Linked DNA regions of Homo sapiens: regions 2 and 3 are each linked to region 1. Evidence: chromatin loops called from intact Hi-C (ENCODE). Cell type or tissue: GM12878. All regions are shown on one strand. Region 1 has its middle 240 kb from the start of FKBP1C. Region 2 has its middle 450 kb from the start of FKBP1C. Region 3 has its middle 110 kb from the start of FKBP1C.

Region 1 (2,500 bases):
TTAGGCTTTCATATTTTAAGAGGTGATTTTCAATATCATGTGTAAAAAATTTATCCAGACATTTGTTAAGTGATACCACTTGATATATGATTAATTTTGAATGGAAGTAACTTTATTTTTTGTCTATGAGGTTGATATCAACCCTTTTATTAGTGAAAAATTCTGATGAGTATATTAGTCTAATTTATTATACTTCGCAAACAACTGACTTAGCAAATAACTGGAAAGCTCAATTATTTGCTCTTCCCATTTCATCTAATTATGTATTGCCAATAAATTTAATAAAAACTCTTCATTTAATAAGCTTTCTCATAATTAAACACACATTAAATTTTTACTCAATTTTCTTTCCATTGCCCAGTCTATTAGTTTGGTAAGACCTGCCGTAACAGTGCCACAGACTGGGCGTGGTTTAAACACAACAAATTTATTTTCTCACAATTCTGGAGTCTAGAAGTCTGAGATCAAGGTGTCTGCAGGTTTGGTTTCTCCTGAGGCCTTTCTTGCCACAAAGATGCCTGTCTTCTCCCTGTTTCACATGGTCTTTTCTCCACGTGTCTGTGCCCTAATCTCCTTCTTACAAGAACATGGTCATATTGGGTTAGGGTCCACCCTAATAACTGCATTTTAACTTCATTGCCTCTTTAAAGATCTTATCTCCAAATGAAGTTATATTCTGAGGTTCTGAGAGTTGGGATGTCAACATTTGAATTTGGGAGGGGGGCATAATTAAGCCCACAATACCTAGGCAATTTTAATCACCTCATTGATCAGTTTAGGTTCTATTTTCTGACTCCTTCTTTTCCTTCTTTCTCTCCATCTGTCTCCTTCTTCTTTTCTTTTTTATTCTTTGTACTATAAATTGTCTTCAATTTTTATGCTTCCTTTTTAGTAACTGGAAATGGATGTTAGGTAAGATAATTTAAGGCCTGGTGATGAGGGCTGTGCTACACAAATTACAAGAACATATATTTCTTCACGAATGGTACTGTGCTTGCTGAGGTCTCAGTAAAGGGTAAAAATGTGTCAAAGCATATAATCAAACCTCCAAAAACCATTTTCTTTTTCCTAAGAGGAATGATAAATTACCTGTTCATAATTTAAAGGTAAATTTATACCAAGCCTTGCTACAAAGTTTCCAAAGGTGATGTGGGAATGAACGGCTTGACTTTGGCTGAATGTGAAACTTGTGAGTAATATAGTAAGGTGTGCTTGTGGTGGACATAAAATGACTTATGTCTGTTCTTGGCAAATAAGCATTTCCTGTGCTTGGTGCTTTATTTCACCTTCAAAATAAAGTTCTTGAAAATATAGCTATATTATGCCACTAAATGATAACTTGGACTGAGTTTGCCAGATGACATTATTAAAAGCTTAAAGTCAGTTAACTCTGTATGAATGATCTGCAAGGTAATGCATATTAGATGAACTTATTGTTTATATATACATTGAAATTCATCATAAGAATACTGCTGACAGTTATTCTCCCATAATGAAAAATTACCTTTAAGACAATAGGAAGCCCTTGTAATTCTCCTATTTTATTGAAATGTAAGAGAACAACTTTTGATGTACATGTTTTGCATTTTGAACAAATGTGTTCACATGTTTAAACATTTCTTTCTTGGAGAGGATTTCTGACTTGTTTTTCTAACTTTATTGTAATTTCTTTTTTTCTTCTTTTTTTTCTCTTTTTTATCACAAAAATTTGTATTTCTTTCCTCTGATTCTTGCAGTATCAAAACTAAAATATTGTGTTCTGTATATTCTCTGATATTAACACCTTAGTAATAAGCAGGCAGTATATTTGAAAAGGTAATATTTCAAAAGAGTTTGTAACTTTTTGAAAGAATTATAGTTTATTTGGTACCATATGGTCTCTGGAGTCATTGTTTACAAATATTTTTATGTTTGATTTTATTTTTATTTTTTAAAGTTTTGTTTTAATTTAATTGGCAATTTAATAATTGTAAATATTTATAGGATATGATGTGATGTTTCAATGCATGGATACATTTTGTAATGATCAAATATTTTAAAAAGCAGAACTCATGTAACTCCAAAATGTAAAATAATAAAAAGGCATTTGCTATTGGTGAAGCAGGATAGGAGGTCCTTTTGATGCCAGAGAAGCTCTGATAAACCTTGGGCTTCGGTGACATGAGTTTTAGGCCATTAGTCTGAGTGTCACATGCCCCAGAATATTTTTTCTCAGGATTCCTTGCAGTACTTGCTTTATGGAAGACCTAATCTCTTGCTAGGATTCTTACATAAAATTATGCATAATACTGATGCATATAAAATACAAATAATAAACATAACAAATAAATGTTACATATTATACCTAAAAGTCTCACCAAATATTGATGTTACTGGATGAAAATTCACAGGTGCACAGGAAAAAACCAAAGCCAAGGTGAAGAATTTTTTGGTTAGGTGTGGCATCAGAACACCCATTGTGTCCCTGTTCTGATGAAACTGCCTGTTTTCCACCTAACTT
Region 2 (2,500 bases), 210 kb after region 1:
GCAGGGAGTTTCACAATATTCTTCTATACAATGTATGGAATCTATGAATAACATCAGTTTCTAAGTCATGAGTTGATTTTTAACTACTGGGTTTAGGCCAGGCAGCCCCAGGTCTTGTTTCGGCCCTGGCGCTGGGCTGCCTGTCTTTGGTTTTACTTCCTTGTTGTTTTTTCCTTAAAACAGATACTGAGTATAAAACAATATAAAACAGTATGAGAGGGTCTTTCTCTTCCTTCAGTTTTAATATTCTTGATTTATAATGTATCTGTTCTTTGGATTCTGCTTTGACTTGATTGTAACATCTTACTAGTTCACTTACTATTAAGTTAAATACAAATTTTTTAACAGAAGTTCATTTATCACATGTATTAGGTTGGTGCAAACATAATTGCGGTTTTGCCACTACTTTTAAAAAGTTCAAAATTTTTTGCCATTACTCTTAATGGGAAAAACCTCAATTTCTTTTGCACTAACCTAATATATGACAATCATGATTTACTCATCTAATGAAAATTTTCTTTTAATAGTATTCTTATTTTCTAAATATTAGCTTTTCAGATTTTCTTTTGGTGACCAAAGGAGAGGTTAGTAGTGTGAGAATTTGTTATTTCAGTTCTAACCTCATGCTTTATTATTACTAAGGAGATACTGCTTTGGATTTATCAGTTGACAATGTCTTTAATGTTCAAAATGTAAAGTAATGGATTAGCACTATTTTTATCAGGATATATTCACATGTATGGAAACAAGTGGGTTTCACAGTACAGAGATTTCATATCTTATTTCTTAAAGCCAGGATACATCTTTCAACTAGACAATTCACTGTGGTCCTCAATCTCTCTTCCACTCTGTCTGATTTTTCTAGTGTTATTATACTTTTAAACTAGCTGATAAGACCACTGAGTTAAATCCATCTACATACTATCAAACCACCTGATTGTCCTCTAACACTTTACCTACTGGGGTAGGATAGTATTATCCTTGCCAGTTTTGTCCTTTATCCTTTATTAATGAGGACAAAGCTCTGATTTTTTTATCTTGCCCAAATTCCTATTTAAGGAGTCTGGGGAGCCATGCCCTACAAACCATAAATTCTCATCTGATGGGCTTTACTTGACCCTATATATCGTGACTTACTTTCCAATCTGACTCTGGCATAACATTATGAGACGAGGAAAGAAATCAAAATATTTAACCCCCAAACATGTTTCTATATCTTGAAATGGCCCTGCAAAGCCATCCTTTGTGGGGGAAAAATCTGCATCTGTAAAGACTCTATTAACATAGCTAGATTTTTTTCTTCCAGGCCCTCCCAATCTTGAAGAGATTAACTAAACATCTAGCACCTTTTAACTATCTGAAGAGGAAACATTTGCCATCTATTGTTTCTAAGGGTAGCCACTATAAGACTTTAAAGGAACCTTGGTCTCCACTATCTTTTATCTTAACCTGAACATTTCTTTCTATAGATCCCAGGTCTTTAGACAAACTCAACCCATTGTCAACCAGAAAATGTTTAAATTTACTTATAGCCTGGGAGTCCCCCACCCCCACTACGCACCCCCTTCCCCGCCCGGCCCACTTTGAGTTGTCTTGCCTTTCTGAACCAAACAATGTATTTCTTAAATGTATTTGATTGATGTCTCATGTCTCCCTAAAATATATAAAACCAAGCTGTACTCCTACCTCCTTGGGCACATGTTCTCGGGACCTCCTGAGGGCTGTGTCACAGGCCATGGTCACTCATATTTGGCTCAGAATAAATCTCTTAAAATACTATACAGAGTTTGACTCTTTTCATTGACACTGAAAATCACATAATATTTAAAGCAACTCCTAGAGACATTCATATTTTTCTAAAATATTCAAAATACATATTTACATTTAAATATGGCAATTATAGGTTTTCACTTTACTGTATGCTGTACGTAGAGTTAATCAGTTTTATAGTTACATTTGAGGAAGGGGGAATTCATATTTTGGTAATATGCCTTCTGTGCTGATTTCATTATAAAATTAATTTTGTCATAATGTCAGCAGAGTTACCAAAAAAAACTGGAAAGGTGATTTGAAATAAAAGAGAAAAAAAAAGAAAGAAAAGGAAGAAGAAGAAAAGTAAACACTCTGCAGTTCCATGAATAAATGAAGACAGATCCTCTCATCATTTTAAATCCAGAGGGGATTTCCTTCTGGTAATTTACAACTGCATCAAAGAATTGGTTGTTATTTTAAAAATTACCTTAGGCAGGGAAAGAAAATACCTTAAATTAACATCATTAGAATTGCTATAATAATAGAGCATTTTAGAGAAATCTTTATTAATTTATAATAAATAAGACATTACTCACTTGTGATCTGCAGAATCAAACATTGATTTCTGATTTAAAAATGTTATTTTGTTGTTTCATTTCAAAACTGCTAAAGAAAGAAAGGAGAACAGAAGTATATTCAGAAATATATTCTGAATGTTGTATTATTGATTCAGTTCATAGACAGTCTT
Region 3 (2,500 bases), 120 kb before region 1:
CCTGCTAAGGGCCTTTCATTAAGAAAATTTTCAGAAGAAGGGAAGCAATACCACTTTCTAACTTGTCTGAGGACTGGTGCTGATTGAAGAACACATTTGATTTTAGCTAATGGGTTGTTTTCTTTTAGCTTACTTGGACAAAATTTGAACTTACATCATTAATGCTGACAATACTTGCAGGTTCTTCAGAAACTGCATCTGTGTTCAGCACTATATTTCAGAGAAAGTAACAATGGGGACACTGCAAATAAGTAGAACAATACCCATAATGTCAGGATAAAGTTCTTCTTTTGTAACTGAGTGAATTGATAAAAAGGATTGAGAGTAGACTAGCTTTGCTCTCAGGAGGGCTGTTAGGAAAGCTATGCAATGAAATTGAGGACAGTAAAAGGACCCTGTCATGCCATTTGTAAAATTCTTTATAGCAGCACTTGAAATTAAATGCATTCTTTATAGCTATGCTTAGATTGTAGTTTTATTCAAGTACTTATTTTGAGATCTTTGGGGAAGAGTGTTCTTACAGGCATAGAGAAAGTTGTAAAAGTGAGGTAAAAGTAGAAATAAATAAAAGGTAGCACTTAAATTGTATTTCTCCAGTTTAGGATGCTCCAACAGAGACAATATAAACCAATAATTAATAATTTGTCAGTTAGAAAACTATTTCCTTTATGTGTAGAGTCAAACTCTCTTTTCATCTCAGAAGGAAAACAAAGATGAGCATGCTCAAATTCTGACTATTGAAGGAAACCACCTGCATGTAAAATATATTTCAGTGGTTTTCAACTCTGACCACAAGAACTTTATCACTTACTGAAAAATTATAATACAGTATGAATCATAACGAACAGGTTAGGTAGTTTTTATTATTTTAATCCAAATGGCCATGTAATAAAATAAAAGTTCTAAACCCTGCTTTGGGCTGAATTTAGCTTTCTTTTTAGATAAACATTTATGGTGCCTCAGGGGAATCTCTCTCATCACACCTCCTATTATTTTATAGTTTCCTAAGCTTTGGGTAATACCTAAGTCAAATATAATCGACCTACCAATGAACCCACCATACGAACAAACTGACCAACATGCAAACATAATTTGGTACTGAACTCTTTTTCCATGAAGAGTAAAAAATAAATTTCTTTTAGATATCTGAAGGAACTATAAATTTCTCATCTCATAAACCTAAATTATGTAATATGAAATAATATAAAAGAAGGGAATATTATAGAAAAAATTAACTTTAAATAAAAAAATGAATATTACCCTAAAATATTTGGTCAATAGTACTAGGAAGGATCAAACTTTTTGTTACTGATATGTATGTATGTACTGATACGTATGATCAGCTGTAATGGATCACATGCTCTAACTTTTTGGTTTGTTCTTTGTAGTAGTCAGTAATGCTGTCTAAAAAATATTTGCCTTTCTGGTTTCTGAGATCAGTGGAATGGCAGTCTCCAGCTCTTTGAAATTAATTGTGGCCTTGTGACTTGCTTTGGTCAATGAAGCATAAGAAGTTATATGGGTCACTTCTCTTTCTCTCTCTCTCTTTCTTTTCTCTTTTTAGAAAGAAACAGGGTCTTGCTCTTTTGTAAGACTGGAGTATAATGGTGTAATCATAGCCCACTGAAACCAAGAACTCCTGGACTTAAGCAATCTTTCTGCCTCAGCCTCCTGAGTAGCTGGGACTACAGGCATGCATCACCATGCCCATCTAATTTATTTTTGTTTTTATTTTTTATAGAGACAGTCTTGATATGTTGCCCAGGCTGGTCTTAAACTCCTGGCCTCAAGTGATTCTCCCACCTTGGCCTCCCAAAGTGCTGAGATTACAAGTGTGATCCACCATGCCTGGCCCATATGGGTCAATTCTGGAAGAAGGTTTTAAGAGCTGGTGTGTGACTTGCTTCTGCCTTTCTTCCTGGTGTGTTGACTTCAGGCAATGGTTGACTGTCTTAGCCTCGTTCCCAGGATGAGGAGGACATGGTGCAGAGCCACAGCTATCTCAAGATGGATAAGGAGTGAGAATGAGAAATACATTTTTGTTTAAAGCTACTGAGAGTGGGGTGTTGTGTTACTGAGCCTTTATTGATGGAGTCCCATCTCATGTACTGTCTATGGAAGAATCCACATAGACAGACAACTTATATCAATTCTTGTGCTCAGAGTCTAAAAGAGGACACAAATAGAAAAAAAGGCAAAAGAGCAAGGGAAAAGTGGAGGTGAGTTATGGTTACATAAGGGGAAGAGAAAGAAGAACATTTAGAGGGAAGAGAAAGACTAGAATATATTTTGATTATTTTACATTCAAATAATTATTCTCTTGGGTATTTGTTTTTTACTTGTAAAGATTAAGTTATAAAAAATAACTTAGAAAAGCATAAAACTTTAAGTATATTCCTCTGTTAATTTTGTACACACATAGGATGACTGGAGAGTAAAAGAACCTATAAAATTTTATGTTCCAGCGTGAAATAACTGATTGTGGTCTTCATTGCTTCTG

What was found. Hi-C counts contacts between places; a loop is a spot of excess contacts. Peaks named below come from ENCODE experiments on the same cell type or tissue, not always from the same donor. Only the 100,000 strongest peaks of a DNase experiment are listed, where the experiment ranks them.
Region 2: a loop joins it to region 1, with 2.0 times the contacts of the local background. A loop is called at or near these places in 1 of 110 quality-filtered maps.
Region 3: it touches region 1 in a loop (2.4-fold over the local background); 1 of 110 quality-filtered maps calls a loop at or near these places.

Annotation. Positions count from the first base shown.
Region 1 is chr6:62,973,338-62,975,837 of GRCh38, reverse strand. No RefSeq gene overlaps it. Among named protein-coding and RNA genes, the nearest start is that of FKBP1C, 240 kb to the left of the region's middle. In GM12878, no CTCF peak of the experiment used is centred here; a DNase peak (open chromatin) is centred at 1,161.
Region 2 is chr6:62,763,923-62,766,422 of GRCh38, reverse strand. No RefSeq gene overlaps it. Among named protein-coding and RNA genes, the nearest start is that of FKBP1C, 450 kb to the left of the region's middle. In GM12878, no CTCF peak of the experiment used is centred here; no DNase peak of the experiment used is centred here.
Region 3 is chr6:63,095,670-63,098,169 of GRCh38, reverse strand. No RefSeq gene overlaps it. Among named protein-coding and RNA genes, the nearest start is that of FKBP1C, 110 kb to the left of the region's middle. In GM12878, no CTCF peak of the experiment used is centred here; a DNase peak (open chromatin) is centred at 1,489.